Linked DNA regions of Homo sapiens: region 2 is linked to region 1. The links are chromatin loops, found by intact Hi-C in ENCODE. Cell type or tissue: psoas muscle. All regions are shown on one strand.

The links. A loop is a pair of places that touch in the nucleus more often than their neighbours do. Peaks named below come from ENCODE experiments on the same cell type or tissue, not always from the same donor. Only the 100,000 strongest peaks of a DNase experiment are listed, where the experiment ranks them.
Region 2: it touches region 1 in a loop (1.9-fold over the local background); 4 of 110 quality-filtered maps call a loop at or near these places.

What each region holds. Positions count from the first base shown.
Region 1 is chr12:89,070,092-89,078,091 of GRCh38, reverse strand. No RefSeq gene overlaps it. Among named protein-coding and RNA genes, the nearest start is that of LINC02458, 54 kb to the right of the region's middle. In psoas muscle, no CTCF peak of the experiment used is centred here; no DNase peak of the experiment used is centred here.
Region 2 is chr12:89,179,417-89,187,416 of GRCh38, reverse strand. No RefSeq gene overlaps it. Among named protein-coding and RNA genes, the nearest start is that of LINC02458, 160 kb to the right of the region's middle. In psoas muscle, no CTCF peak of the experiment used is centred here; a DNase peak (open chromatin) is centred at 3,056.

The DNA of each region.
Region 1 (8,000 bases):
CTCTTTTAATGATCAATAATGCTACGATTTGACACCAACTCCAAATTTAGCTCATACTCCATCCCCCAAAGTTCTTTTCTACTGGTCTGTGATCTGCTTTGGACATTTCGTAAGGAGCCCTCTTTCCTTGCTAGTTTTGTTTGCTCAAACTTGGTATAGCCCATCTTAACTAAGAGTAGAGGAAGACAACTTGTCTTTTCAAATAATTTATAATTGGTAACTTATAATTCTATTTAGAATTGCCTTGGTTGGGGAAGTCTCTTCCATCACACCAAGTAGGCAAGCCTTTACAAGTGTATTCTCAGTGACAGCTACTTCGCTGAAAGTAGATGAAGCATAAATCATGAATTAATAAAATACATGGACAGCGAAGTTACTTCTGCATCTGGCTAGGGGATTAATTCATGTCACCATAGCCATGACTGAGAGAAATCAGATCATAGTTTGAAGAAAATAGTCAGTAAACCCTGGCTTTTCCTTCTGTTTTCTCTTACTTTGCACTTTGGGTGACTTTATATGTTCTAGGACAGGAGTCAGCAAATTACAGCCTGTAGGCCTGCTGCCTGCTTTTAAAATAAAGTTTGTTGGGAAGATAGCCACACTCCTTCATTGATGTATTATCCATGGCTGTTTCTGCACGACAGTGTCAGAATTGAGTAGTTGTGAGTAGAAACTAACATGACCTACGAAGGCAGCAGTTTTTACTATTTGGCCTTTTATAAGAAAACTTTGCTGACCCCTGCCCTAAAGGTTTTAAAGTATATCTACGTGTTGACCTATGCTTTTACTCTCTTTAGATGGGGCCTGGGATGTAAGGTTAGTGGTCTCCAGAACAGAACACAATACACCTGTGACAACTGTCTGTTGAATTGAACATCTACAATTCATTAGTGTTAAAATATGCTATTAGCAAATCTTAGCATAATATGACATATTTTTTTTGCTCTTCTCTGCTTGTTTGCCCTGAACTTGGAAGAGTGATCTGTATTCACAGAAAGGGTTGGTACTACTGAAGATGGACACTCTCACAAATCCAGTGGGGATGAGGGAGAGATGAAAATTTCATAACTAGAGATGTCTGAGCTCCACCCAGTAGACTGGCGCTTTCCCATGGTGTGAGGCCACTTGAAGCATTTCTCATGAGTGGAAGGCCACTTTTTATTTTTCCTGTTATTAAGGCTTCAACATGAGGCCTTTCTGCTCTTCCTGTATCCAAACACCAAATTTTCCCCAGGTTTAGCATGTCTCTGCCCAGTCCCTTTCACAATATTATGGCAAAGGAATGGAAAATCTATTCAAGTTGAAAAGTTTTACTAACTGGTATAATTTAATTAGGTCAGTGCACTTAAAATGTCACACATTTGCAGCTTCATTGAATGACTTTATTTATCCAGAAGGAGCTCTGGCCTCAGGCCTAATGGGAGCTTTCATAGCTAACTCTACCCAGCAAGAGTTGTATGGATGACTCTTTGCATGCATTTGAACTCTAGACCTTTTCCTGAGCCTGGAAGTGTGGGAACCAGTACCTGGTCGGAGCTGAGCCTAGACCACCCACTCATTTCACACAGCCCATTAAATGGTTATCATATGATGCTTATATGACTCCTCATGTTGGCCTTGTCCTGAATGGCTGTGTGTTGAATTACTAATTATCCGTACAGCTCTGCTATGTAAATGCCACTTAATTTCCACCTCCACTTTGGAAGCCACGCTGCTCAAACAGAGCCAGTATAATAACCTCAGGAGCTAGCTGAATGTTTGCATTGCAATGGGATGAATTCCATCACCACCATAATCACTATCAACCATAAATGTTTTCTTAAGTAAACAGTAGTAGCTAATGACAAAAAGAAAAAAGAAAAAAATGGAAACACTGCATTTATTGCAGAAGTTGCACCACTCTGGACCATTCTCATGCTTCAATTTCATTATCTATTAACACTGTACACTTTTCTATGCCATATGAAAATAGCAAACCACCATCTGGGGGTTTCATCATCTTACTCTGAGGCAAGGGTGTCTCTAAAGATTGCACTTTGCCTACTTGGCAAGGAAATCCTGCTTTAGCTTCAGTGATCAGGAAATGCAGGGAATGCTTTCCCTCCAGCCAGACCCCAAAGACTAATCCAGACAAACATAGGAATTCTCATGAAAACCTCCCAACTGCAGGCCAAAATTTACCTTATATATTGCTGTATTATGCTTACTAGGATATTACTAATAAGCTTTTGCGAATATTTAAATTTTAAATGAACCATTAATCTGGGCTTTCAAAATGCTAAAACATGATCATACTTGAACTTCAGAGAGATAACCCTGGAGCAGAGTAGGTCAGACAACAATAGGGGATGGTGGTGAAGGGGAAGAATAATTAGGAGGCAGATCATTATTATTTTGATTTAAGTATATGATTCCTTTGGTATTAAGTTATTTGTAACCATCAGAAATAACTATATGGACCTCTCAAATATGGCTAAATTCTAATGGTTCTGATTTTAAAATAAAAACCCAGGTTTATTTGATTCTTTTATGAATCAACTCGAAAATCAGGGTAAGAATCTTAATCTAACTAATGTTTATTATATCATTGTGTCTTTTAATAAAAATTAACTTGTCATTTTCCTAGTTGGCTTTCAAATAGCTGACATATACTTACCCAAACCAAGAAATAAGCAGATAAGATGGTCATTTTAATGAACATGAAGAACAGTACTACTTCACTCATTTCTTCTTTATACATTTACTGAGTATCTTCCATATATCAGACACTTTGCTAGGCTCTAGGAAGACAACGGTGAGAAAAATTAGGTTGGTTTTTACCTTATGAGGTGATGATACTTCCTGAGACATGATATGAAGTTAGAATAGATATAAATCCACACAACTAAAAAATAACAAATTTAATAACTTTATAGATGATTGTGTATGATATAATCTCCTCTACCTTATGACTATAATATTTCTGCTGTATTACAATTCAGGATCTTTTTTTCCTGCCATCTTTCTTATATATTAGAAAAATAATTCTGCATTTTGGAGAAAATGGAAAACTTTGAAATATTTTGTTTGAAAATACATTTTCTTTCATTAGTTTTTATCTCACAATCTTTCTACGATAATTTAAGACGTGCTTTCTCCAAACTCCTTTTCTAGCCTTGCCTTTCATTACCCCTACTCTCTTGCCCAATGCTCAATCAAACCAAGCAGTGTCTGTTCTATGAAGATGCCCCATCTTTTCCCATATCCCTGTATTTGCTTATCATGTCTCCTTTGCCTGAGATGCCCTTCCTCCAACATCTCCGTCTACCTAATCCTACTCATGTTCTAAGAGCCAGTTTTGATGCTGCATCTTCTATGCAGATGTGCCTGTAATTAAACTCTCTTTTCTCGTCTGAACAACTATAGCACTTTTAGTTATCTTTTGATGATTATAAGCAATCATGAAGGGCAGACTACAATATTTGTATATTATACATTTTCTTTTCTGGTAGCGTGTCAGCTTGTGAAGAACAAAGATAGTATCTCACTTTGGTTACACTGATATTCCATGAAGGCATGGCACAAATATTTTTGGAGAATTTCTTACGTGTTAGGTGCAGTGCAAGGCTCTTCAGGAATATAGACACATTCATTCCCTGTCCTTGTGGTGGGCATTAAACACAGGGATATTATAAGCATAGTATTTGTGAAATACTAAATTAATTCTTAAGCACTCTTCAAACATGGCACAATTTTTGATCTCTTATGTGGATTAGAAGCTCCAGGGGTCATGGAAAGCAAGCGTATTTTAGGAGTTTACATGCTCCCAATGCTTTTTTAGGTGGCAGCTGACTCTGTACATAGTTTGCATCATGAAAAATTTGGTCAAGTCAACACTGGATCACCAAGAGGGAAGAGTTAGACACTCTTTAAACTGGTAGTTGTATTTGTAAATAATCAGGCTCAGCACTGAAGCTTTTGCTGTTTCCCAGGCTTCCTTGCTCCTTCTTCAGCCAGGCAGTAGAGTGGCAAAATGGGTAAACTATAGTCTGCTTTGGTGTGAGACATGTCTTTGATGATAGACATGGCTTCACTCATTACTAGAAGAGAAGTCTTGGGGTTATCAATTCACCTCATATGAAAAATCAGAATAAGAATACACTCCTCAGTGAAGATTAAATGATAACACCTGTAAAGCCAAGAACAGGGTTTTACAAGCCAAATCCTGCCTGCTGTTTGTTTTGTAAATAAAGTTTTATTAGGACACAGAGATGCCCATTCATAATGTATTGTCTATGTCTGCATTTGGTTACATCAGCAGAACTGAGTAGTCACAGTCAAGACTGTATGGCCCACAAAGCCTAAAATATTTACTATTTGGCCCTTTTGTAGACAGAGTTTGCTGGTTTTGCTGACTGCTGGACTAGAACATAATTCTCCACCTGGAACATGTCTGATACATGTTAATTATAAAAATTATTCTCTTTCTTCACCAGACCTAATCTGTGATTAGAGTGGAAGGGAAAGGTTGGAGAAGGGTTGGCAGAAGAGGAAGTACTATAGCTAATTGCCATTTTTCATTTAATGGAATCTCAAATTGGAATTGAACAGGAGTCTATAACTGAAATGTAACAGAGACCTAAAGAGGTAATTTTTTTTTTTCCTAATTGAAAACTTTTACTGGTCCAGAAACTCTTTTATTTTTCCTCCTGGAAAGTGTTATGAGTCACTGTAGAAGTTACAGTTCATTCCTGATAATGATTGTCATTGGCAGAGACCATGAAATGATTCCATCAGAGCATAGTGCTCCCATTCCAGTCAGCTTTGCTTGCATTGGTATTGATTTCAATTAAAACTAGTTATCTGAATCACTGGGCTTCCTGTTGGCTGCACTCATTGCCCGGTGATGCAAATGGAAAGCTTGTTTTAAACCTACAATATCTGGTTACTTACAACAAGGCCCAGGCAGCTGAAGTATAAACAAAACCCAAGCACCAATCAATGTAGAAAGAAATGATCTTCATTTGCCCTGCATGATGTCATCCATCTTGGGCCTGGCAATTTTCTAACAATTATTGACTATGAGGGCAGGCAAATCTTGTGAATTCATTTTATTCCTTATCAAGGCAGGTAGTCAAGCATATCCAAAAACATTTGATTTGGTTCAATTCCTTGTGTACATATCCTTTCTCTTCTTTTTTTCTTCATTATGTCAACCTTGGTGGGAGGAGTTTGTGTGTTTGCACAAAACACAGAATAATGGCGCTTTGTGTCTGTGTGTTATGCCATGTGTGTTTAGCATTTGAATGGCTATTCTCTTTTACCTATTAGCCTAATTCAGTGATCAGCCTAAGTAGCACATTCCAGAGATCAGACTCCGGTTTTCACAGAATGATTTAGCAATTCGTATCAGAACCAATACTTTATAATAGCAAAACAAACAAACAGATGTTTGTCATTCCCAAAGGTACATGGCACATAAGGCCAAATGTACAGAATATGTTGTAATTTGTGATGTTGTAAATTCACATATTTGAATCCCTGGCCTTAAGCTGTGTAGTGGATCAAGTCACCTAGCTAGAAAGTGAGACTATGTCACTGTGGTACAGATTGACTAGTTGTTTCCCAAACTGCTTTCCTTTTGACACGTAACTAGACTATATTTCCCAGCCTTCTTTGTAGTCAGTTACAGGCTTGTATCTGAGTTGTGGTCAATAAATATGATGAAAGTGATATATAGCTTTTCCAGGCTTAGGTGATAAAACTCTCCTAAATGCAGTCCTCTACTTTCTTTCCCTATCTCACACCTGTAAGGAGAGGACTCCAAGGACATAGAGGAGGGTGGGATGGCAAGATAGAAGAAGGCTGAGCTCCTGAAAGAGTATGTGGAGCAGAACTTCTAGCCCCACCCTCCTGCCACTACTAACGCACACTGAATTAGGATGAGATCAATAAATAAAAATTTATTGCATTAAATCACTGAGATTTAGGGTTGTGCGTTATGATAGTTAGTCTAGCCAGATTCATGTCCTGGCTGACTGTCATTCTTCTATGTGGCACTGCTCTTTTTTATTCATCATCTTTACAAATGGAGTTGCTTTGATGACATCCTACTTTGCTGTATTTTATGGAATAGATAATAGGCTATAAAGGTATTTGGAAATGTGAGGATTTGTGAAGATGTGTGGATATATCCATTGAGAATATGAATGCTCTTAAGTCGTGTTTTCTCCACATCATTCCTGTGTTGTAGGTAACTTGTTTAATGTCAGGGTAACAATGAGGGCTGGATGTCTTAGTTCAATTTTACAAGTAGAACTTTTTTGTAGAAAGCTCTATTATTTTGCCTTCATAGGTCTATAACTCTATATTCATTGAGCCAATTTATATATGAAATGTTTAACTTAGTTATTGAGCAGAATAACGCAAATTATATTTTGGTTTGTTGGACTGAACACTTGTATTTGATAGGGGTGTTTGTATGGCATCAGGGAGGAAAGTGTAAGGAAGTTATTTCCAGATGAGGAATCTGGATGTAGTTGATTATATTGTCAGCATCCTTTCTGCCCCTCCCTCTCAGTCCTGCCTCTTTGTTTTCACAAATGAAATGTGAATGAAAGTGTGATGTGACATTTCCAAGCAAAAGCTTTAATGGAGCTGCACTGTTTCCCTCTGCCACTGCCTTGCATGATCCAGAGAGGGGCTGCAACTTTAACTTTGGTTGTAGAATGAGGAGGTTGCAAAGCATTGGCTCAGACCCATGAAGGACATAAACATGAGCCAGAAACAAAGCTTTATTTTTAAACTTTGAAGATGTGGGGGACTTTTGTTTCTTCCACGTAAACTGAGCTGACTGATACACTGGGGCTCAGATGGTAACTTGTTAACTTGGGTAGCTTAGGTAACTTGCCTAAGATCATAGGGCTAATATACTGTGGAGCCAGGATTTGAATCCAGGAAGTCTAATTCCAGAGTCTGTGCTTATAACCACTCTTGTGTAGGAGGGAGAATTTCCTGGCCCTTGTGTGTAGGACAGACTAGAACAGAGAGCAAGCCTGGAGACAAGGAGACCATTTAGGAACACTCAAAATATGAGGTTTTAAGAATCTGGAAGAGAATGGCTATTTAGGGCCTATGATTTGTGTAGAGTAGGTGCCTCATAAACAACACTTGAAAAGGTGAATGAATAAGTTTTTCTGACTACAGGTGCCAGTAAGTGCTGCTGTCACTACCACATTCTGGGTAGTCATTTTCTTTACTGTAATTGTTTGCTTTGCCCACACATCATTTCTGGCTGGGTCACTGAGTCACAGACAGCTTTCTTGAGGATGGCTCTCTGCAGGAATGGCTCAGACTGCACCATCCAAAAAGATGAAGGGCACCCTGCCCTTCTACTAGACCTTCACTCGGCATTGCCATGGCTCTTTCTTGCCTTTACCTCATCTTCTTAGTGGGTTTGTCACTGTCAAGTGAAATGTAATTTACTCTTTCTTCATGCTACTTTTAATGTCCCAGCAGAAAATCCTCTTGGTGTTATCTTTTCCCTTCCCCTTTTCATGGCTCTTTCTTTTGCATTTGACACTAAAGATGACACAGGGGTTACTAAAACCTAAAGTTCGCTTGATTTAGCCATTCTTCAGTGTATACAATATATCAAAACATGACGTTGTATGCCATAAATATACACAATTTTAATTTACCGGTTAAGAAAACAATAAAGTTTCCCCTCAGTTTTATAAATGCAATTCTTTTCTGATTTGGTGTAATTTAGAACCAGGAAACACAAGCCCACATTCGATATCTATACTTTCTGCTGCCTAAATCCTCATGTTAGAAAAGGCGTCAGCGAAACTAATACCCATGATTGCTTTAAGTGGATTTATATGTTACTGGCAGTTGGAAATGCAGGAGAAATGGAGAAGAATAAGGGAAAGAAAAATGGTAGGGTGAGAGGAACGGTGAGGAAGAAAGAGAAGAACGATGAGAAATAAAATATATCAACCTTGCTTTGTACCAAAAGC
Region 2 (8,000 bases), 110 kb before region 1:
TTATCCATCTGTCCCTCTTTTATCTTTGATGCATTTTAAAGGTAAATTTGGACATCATATCATTTCAACAATAAGCACTTCTGTATATATCTCTAATCATGGTATTATTAGCACCCTAACCCTAACTGAATTAACAGTTTTTTTATTTTTTTTATTTTTTGGAGACGGACTGTTACTCTGTCGCCCAGGCTGGAGTGCAGTGGTGCAATCTTGGCTTACTGCAACCTCTGCCTCCTGGGTTCAAGCTACTCTCCTCCCTCAACCTCCAAGTTGGGATTACAGGCATGTGCCACCACACTTGGCTAATTTTTGTATTTTTTTTTAGTAGAGATGGGGTTTCATCATGTTGGCCAGTCTGGTCTCAAACTCCTGACCTCAAGTGATCCACCCATCATGGCCTCCCAAAGTGCTGGGATTCATGCTAAATTGAGCCTAGAGACTAATGGGGAAATTGTCTTTAAGTAAAACTCTAAATATAAAATTGGAAAGAAGGGGGCATTTTGAGAGAGATATATTATCAGGAATGGGGATGGAGGCATGTTGGTAATTTAAATTAGGATATGAGAAAACTTTTCTTATGAATGGATTTTTAAGCTGAGGTATGATGACTAAATAGAACTTTTCAAAGTGAATATTGAGGGGAATAACATTCTGGAACATTAGGGGCAGGGAACACTTGGTGGTGAGTTGGACGGCTCTAAAGTCTAGATAGTAGGTGTTTGTTAGAAGAGAATGGCTGAATATGAGGCTGCAGAAGCCAGTGATGACCAGAAACACACACAGCCTTTGGGAGCATATTAATGGTGTTCTGTGTTATTCTAAGGGTTATGAGGAATCATTGAATGATCTCATCACAGAAATAATTCTATTTGTGTTTAAAAAAAGATTGCATAGGCTACGAGAAGAAGAGTTCGTAGAGAGCCAGAAGTACCCTTGTGAGAACAAGTAGGAGGCTAGGATGTTGGCAGTGGAAATGGAGGAAAGCAGTTGTATTTAAGATTCATTTGTGAGGGAAATCGTCAGGATGTGTTGACCAAATTGATGTAGGGAAGTGTGGCAGAGGAAGGTGTCTTAGATGACTTCCAGTTTCCAGAGGGCAGCTGAGGGGAAAGGATTTGGAAAAAGTATGAAGACTCAGGCAAGAAACACAGCATAGTGTAATTATCAACAGCAGCTAATACATAATTACATTTTTTTTCTGTTAACCAATCCTTCAAGTTCTAGATCATGTCTTGTCTTCTTATGAAAACTTCTCTGACCACCTGAGGCAGACGTCAGTTGGCTCTTTCTTCTCCTCTTCTGTAATACTTATTACTCATCTGAAGTTTACACATGCTGTTTTTATCCTGCTTATCTTGATCTGTGCTGCTTCTTCTCTCACCACCTAGATTTTAAGTGCACTGGCAAGGCCTTTTTTTTATATATATTTCTTTGAATTCTCAAAATCACTTAGTAGAGTTTGGTACGCAGATAATGTTTTTTGGTAGATAGAAAATATTAGTAGAGTTCAGCACACTGCAATTAATTTTTGACTGTGTAATAATTGAAAATATTATCATTTTGGTAGAAAGTTTTAAAAGGACATGTTATTGGAAGTCATTTCTTCTCCATATGCTGTTCACAGAGAATAAAATAGATCATGTCTATAATTTAATTTCTGAATTGTCCTTGAGAGCACAGCCTATAAATAACCATAGAATAATTTATGGTGGATATTTAATCAAGACAGATCAAGGGAATTAAATATATTTGTTTTTAAGTCTCTGAATCAATTGTCTCTCTAATGAATTAGATGTGCCAGTTACATTTTGAAGAACATAATGGAAATAATGATGATTGACAAAAATATATACACAATGTGGCAATATTTTTTTTTGTTTATTTGTTTTATTTTTTTGAGACAGGGTCTTGCTTTGTTGCCTAGGCTGGAGTGCACTGGCATGGACATGGCTCACTGCAGCCTCAACCTCCTGAGCTCAAGCTATCATCCCACCATGGCCTCCCAAAGTGCTGGGATTATAGGTGTGAGTCACCGTGCTCGTCCACACAATGTAGTTTTATGTCACTTATGAAAAGTGTTGTAACATCAGAGCCCCTAAAAAGCTCTCTAAAATGATGTCAGTAATAGTACAACCCACACCCACTACCTTCCGTGTCCTATGGTTAATGGTAATAAGAAAAGAAGGATGGGGGTGTTGACTCTGCAGCTTTATGATGGGATCCTTCTCCAACTGCACCTTCATCTCAGACTGCTGCTGAAGCACCTCCTACTTTCTTCTGCCCATGATTCTTTGAAAACATTTTAGTGATGGTGAGGGTAGAGGTCTCATTGCTGCCATTTATCTATCAACTCCCATTGCTATTATTAATCACAATTAGCTCTTTATGTGAGCATTTATGTAGAAATAAAACACATGTTTATTGAATCTGTATGCCTAGATTTGAAGTAGGCTGCTTTGGAGATATAGATACGAAAATAGATAAATAAAATCTATGCTCTAAAGAAGCATTCATGCAGTGACAAAATCAGATGTGTGCACAGGCACAATTTTTCTCTATGGAAATAGATATTTTTTTTTTTCCCTGTGAGAAGTTTAGCTATCTGTGTTTAAGGTTGTACAATCAGGGAGATCTAGGTTAGTAGCTTGGCTTGTCCATGTAGTAACTATGCGATCTTGGGTAAGTTACTTAATTTTTACCATCCTTATTTGCATCAGACCTAAAATGAAGATAGTGATGCTTTCATTCCAGAATCGTTGTAAGTATTAAATGAGATAATGCATTCAAAGTTCCTAGCATAGGGTATTATACATGGAGAGTGTTGAATAAATCGTATGCAAGTGTGTATGTTTTTATATATGTATATAAAGACCTATTCCACTGATCTAACAAGTGCTTGCACATTCATTGGCGGTGGCAACATTTATTTTGCAAAGACAAAGTTGATGATAATAATAATTCCTGGGGCTGAGTCAGATCAGTTGGCCCTAGGACCCACTGTTTCTTCACAACCATGAAGTGTCCTTCCGTGGCTAGGCTCCTGTCCACTCCACCCATCCTTCACCCTCCCCATTGCCTCCCAGTCACCCTCACAGGACATGACTTTCCCTTTCTCCCACTCCAAGTGGTTATGCAAGAATCAGGCTGCTCTTTATCCTAGGGGCCCTTATAAGAACAAACTTGAGAAGAAATACTTAGTTATTTCAAAACATGAAATGAAGCAACTTGTCTCCCATTTCATCCATGAGTCAAGAAATTTGTTGGAAATGAGTTCCCATATCATCTTCTATGCTGATTTGGAATAAACCTGATAAGTTGTTCACTTTCTCTTGGCTTTAGGATTCTTGTTTGTAAAACAAACGATTGTGAAATAAGAAGGTTGGGTTGCCTGTGATGAGTGGAGTTGTTATAGTGAGAAGTACTAAAAAAGTGTTTGGTGAAGAGATCACTGTCAGAGACATCTGGACTTGTTAAGTACACTAAACTCTAACAGGATGATCTCAGGTAGAAGACTAAAGTGTGGGAAGAAGACCCAACCTAAATCTACCTTACCATGGCAGTGTTCTCTTTCTTTCTCTTTTCATCTGAAGATGGGGAGGGGTGAAATAATGACCTGAGAAAGGGATGGGAAGAATAAATATCGGAATATCAGCATGTTCATGTTGGAAACAGGGTGGTCAGGTCAACCATCAATTCTACCCCAGGACTTTTTCGAATGGGCACCAAAGGACACTGATTTGCCTTCTTGATTTGTCTCCAAGTTAACTTTTTCAAAAGTTAGGGGATAAACACTATATTTAATGATTTACTACATCCAGTGTGCAAGAGTTTATGTAACATTTTGTGAAATGTATTTATGTTTTCAGGCAATATCATATTTTTGGGTAATGATTTTCATAAAGTAAAAATTTTTAATTTTCAAGAAGAGATAGAGAATAATTAGGGTCTCTGAGAGGATGCTGGAAAATCATGCCCAAGATTCTTCTCTTCTCTGCCATACTTCCCACCCAAATTTAATATAAATAACTCAGTGTGGTTGTCTTAGATTTTAAAATGTGAAGAGTCTTCCTGTTACCTTCCTAGACACTGTCTCCAAAATATATTACTGCCTGACTTGCCCAAAGAAAGAAAGCATGTTATATATAGTCACTGATTTCTTTGTTCTGGCTTCTTTTGCCACAAACAACAAACCACTATGCTGTAATATAATTTAATTTAATTTAATTTTTTTTGAGACAGGGTCTCACTCTGTCACCCAGGCTGGAGTGCAGTGGTACGACCAAGGTAGGTGGGACTATAGGTGCACACCACCATGCCCAGCTAATTTTTTATTTTTATTTTTTATAGAGATGGGATTTCACTATATTGCCCAGGCTGATCTCGAACTCCTGGGCTCAAGCAATCTGCCCGCCTTGGCCTCTTAAAGTGCTGGGATTACAGACATGAGCCACCATGCCCAGTCTGTAATGCCATTTAGATGGTTGTTCTACTTATCTAAAAATAAGTGCTGACTTTTTGTCACTTTCATTGGGACAAGTTTAACAAATTCTTTACCTACAGAAACTAGAGAAAGAATTTGACTATTAAAAATATGGCAAGTGTTTCCAGAGTTTAGCCTTTCTATAAAATGCTATTCATTAGGCAATCCTCATTTGCAGGGAGGAAATGGAAAAGGTGATGTGACAGAGAGTGACCAGGTTGGAGAAGGAAGGATGGCAGGAGAATCTCTACTTTCAATGTTCAGAGGGGGCTTCTTTCTACGGGGAGGTAACATCAGAGCTGAGAATAGAAGGCTAATGATGACAAGCAACACAATAATGACCTATAACTATTAAGCACTTAATTATATTTCAGTCATTTACATATATTAATTCACAGTGTCCTGGTATTCGTACTCCCAAGTCCCTGCTTTTAAAATTCCCTGCTCTTGTGGTTAAATCTTGTGAAAAATTGGGGAAGAATATTCCAGAAAAAGGAATGGCAGGTAGAAAGTCTTTAAGCAAGCATGAAATTAGGTATGTTTAGGAACTGAAAGAAGCTCAGAGTGGCTTGTGTGTAATGAGCTAGGAAGAAAAGTTTATATGTATGGGGAAGTATATTGAAGGCCACAGTGAAAATAAAAGTTTTCGTTTTGTTCTTTAGTCTTAGGAATTATCTAATTTATTATTACTTTTTTTTTAGATATTTGAAGGTAAACTTCTAATTTTTTACTGTACATATGCAATGAACTGGCACATAGCAGAACAGACTCAGCATAGTTTTTTGAAAGAAAATATTCTAATATCATATCTTCAATATTATACAAATAATTATTGAGTGTGATAGAATTTAGCTATTTAGTATTTCTACTCTTTAAAATATCCAAGTCTAAATAACTCGCCAGCTTGAATAATGTCATCCGCCACAGTCTAAACAGGCCTATTGACCACTCCAGCAGATTGTTTCTATTAGGTGCATTTTCTTCTTGATCTTAAGACTTCCACAAAAGTATAAATATTTAACATCTTTGAGCAATTTAAGCAATCACAGTTTGCTGGAATATTAAAAATGCAATAGTGATGAAAAACAAAAGTATTTCTAACAGAATGCAGACCCAGATCTAGATAAATATAGCTTACTTGTTCATAATCTTCTTTCTCAGGAAACCATGCCTGTCTTCAACAGGATTTTTTCAGTTTAGGTTTGCCCTTTTAACACACTGAGTCATTGTTTGGTAATCAGAACAGTCTCCCCTAGCATTACATTTTTTCTAGGAAATTGGCTCACAGGTTTGATCACGCTTAACAAAGGGTGTCTACCTTGTAAAAAAGGACAAAGCTCTGTGTTGGTATATAGGTACTGAGGAGATTAGCATTTTTTAAAAGACTATTTTTTAGAGTAATTTTAGATTCACAGCAAAATTGAGAGGAAGGTATAGAGATTTCCTGTATACTCCCCACCCCTACACATGCATAGCCTCCACCACTATTAAAATCTCCTATCAGGATGTTACATTTGTTACAGTTGATAAGCCTGCACTGACACAATATAATCACCTCAAATCCATAATTTGCATTAGGGTTCACTCATGGTGATGTATATTCTACGAGTCTGGACAAATGTATAATGACATGAATTCACCATATAGTATCATACAGAGTATTTTCATTGTCATGAAAACCCCCTGTGCTCTGGCTATTCCTCCTTCCCTCCCTTCTAACCCCTGGCAACCATTGATCATCTTACTGTTTCTATATTTTTGCCTTTTGCAGAATATCCTATAGTTGGAGTCATATAGTATGTAACTTTTCAGTTTGGCTTCTTTCACTTAGTATACAAGCATTTAAGCTTTCTCCATGTCTTTTCAAGGCTTGATAGCTCATTTCTCTTTAGCACTGAGTAATAGTCCATTTTCTGGATGTGCCTCAGTTTATTTATACATTCATCTGCTGATGGACATCTCAGTTGCTTCCAAATTTTAGCAATTATGAATTAGGCTGTTATAAACATCTGTGTGCAGGTTTTTGTGTGGACCTAAGTTTTCCATTTCTTTGGTAAATACCAAGGAGCAGGATTGCTGGATCATATGTTAAGAGTGTTCAGTTTTTAAAAAGCTGCCAAATTGTCTTCCATAGTAGCTGTACTATTTTGCATTCCTACCAGCAATAAATGGGTCCTTGTGCTTCACATCCTAGTCAGCGTTTGATGTTGTTAGTTCTGGGTTTTGTTCATTCTCAAAGGTGTGTAGTGGTATCTCATTGTTTCAGTTTGAATTTCCTTGATAACGTATGATATGGAGCATCTTTTGAGGTTAATATTTTAAAATACCACAATGGGTAGAAACAGAAATGCCTGTTCTACTCCTGTGCAGAATTAGAGAGCTGAATTCTCTCAGGATGATGAATAGTTTGCAGCCCCAAATATTATGAGCCTTTTTGACAAAAAAAATGAAACAAAAGCAAAAAGACAAAAAACAAACAAAAAACAGAGTAGCTTAGTACTTGGGGTATTAAGAACATGTTGAAAAAGATTGACCCCCTGAGGTTAGTGAGAATTGTTTTAGGTGAAGAAAAGGCAAAAAAAAAAAGCTTCATTCAGATGCAGGACTAAGTGTTTATTATTTGAGTCCAGAAATGGATGGGAGTGAATAAAAGGGGATGTTCCCTTAGTAGGGTGATGTTTTTGGCAACAGTACAACTGATGTTGCAAGAAGGGAAACAGTCTCCAGATGAAAATCTCTTACAGGTTGGCGTTTGCCCAAAACTGAAATGTTGACAGGGAAGTACAGGCACACCCAAAAACATCCTGATTAAATTGCAGGTGTTGTGCAAAACCAAGTGGGAAGAGCAAGTATTTTTAACTAGTAAGCAGATTCTGGTAGTTGCCTTATATATGGTGTGTGTAGTGTGTGATTTTATAAAATCTCAGGAAACAAGGTAACTGTTTTATGCTTTTGTTATCAAGCTAAGTTTTGTGTGGAGAATCATATACTATTTGTTTCGGAATGTACATTTCAAGTTATTTCTAGCGTTTTTTTTTGCAGAAGTAATTCCTCTTAAATAAAAATGTAAATGGAATTTTACTACATAGAAACGATATTTTATTCATAAAATAACCTTATAAGTTCAAATTGAATAAATTTCCTCAGTATATAGTCAATAAATGAAACTAAGGTTGTTTTGATTAATACAAAAACTTGGAATGAGAGCTTACTATGACACTTGTGATTTCACATAATCCTTAGCATCTAATTTAGTTTAGTATTTCTTTTGTATTTACACACTATCAAAAAAGATCCTAATTTACTCAGAAAACTAGTTGCAAATGGGAAGTCTTTAACAGGTTACTATGTAATCTCAGGATACTCTTGCAGAAGAAGCCTTTAATGTGAGGCCCATAAAAAGCAAGTCAAACTGGAAACACAAGTTAATGCATTGATAGTTTCCAATGTGTTAACATCTGGCATAGAGCTTTCTGGAGTGTTTTAAGTATTACGATATTTAAAATATTTTCCCCAAAAC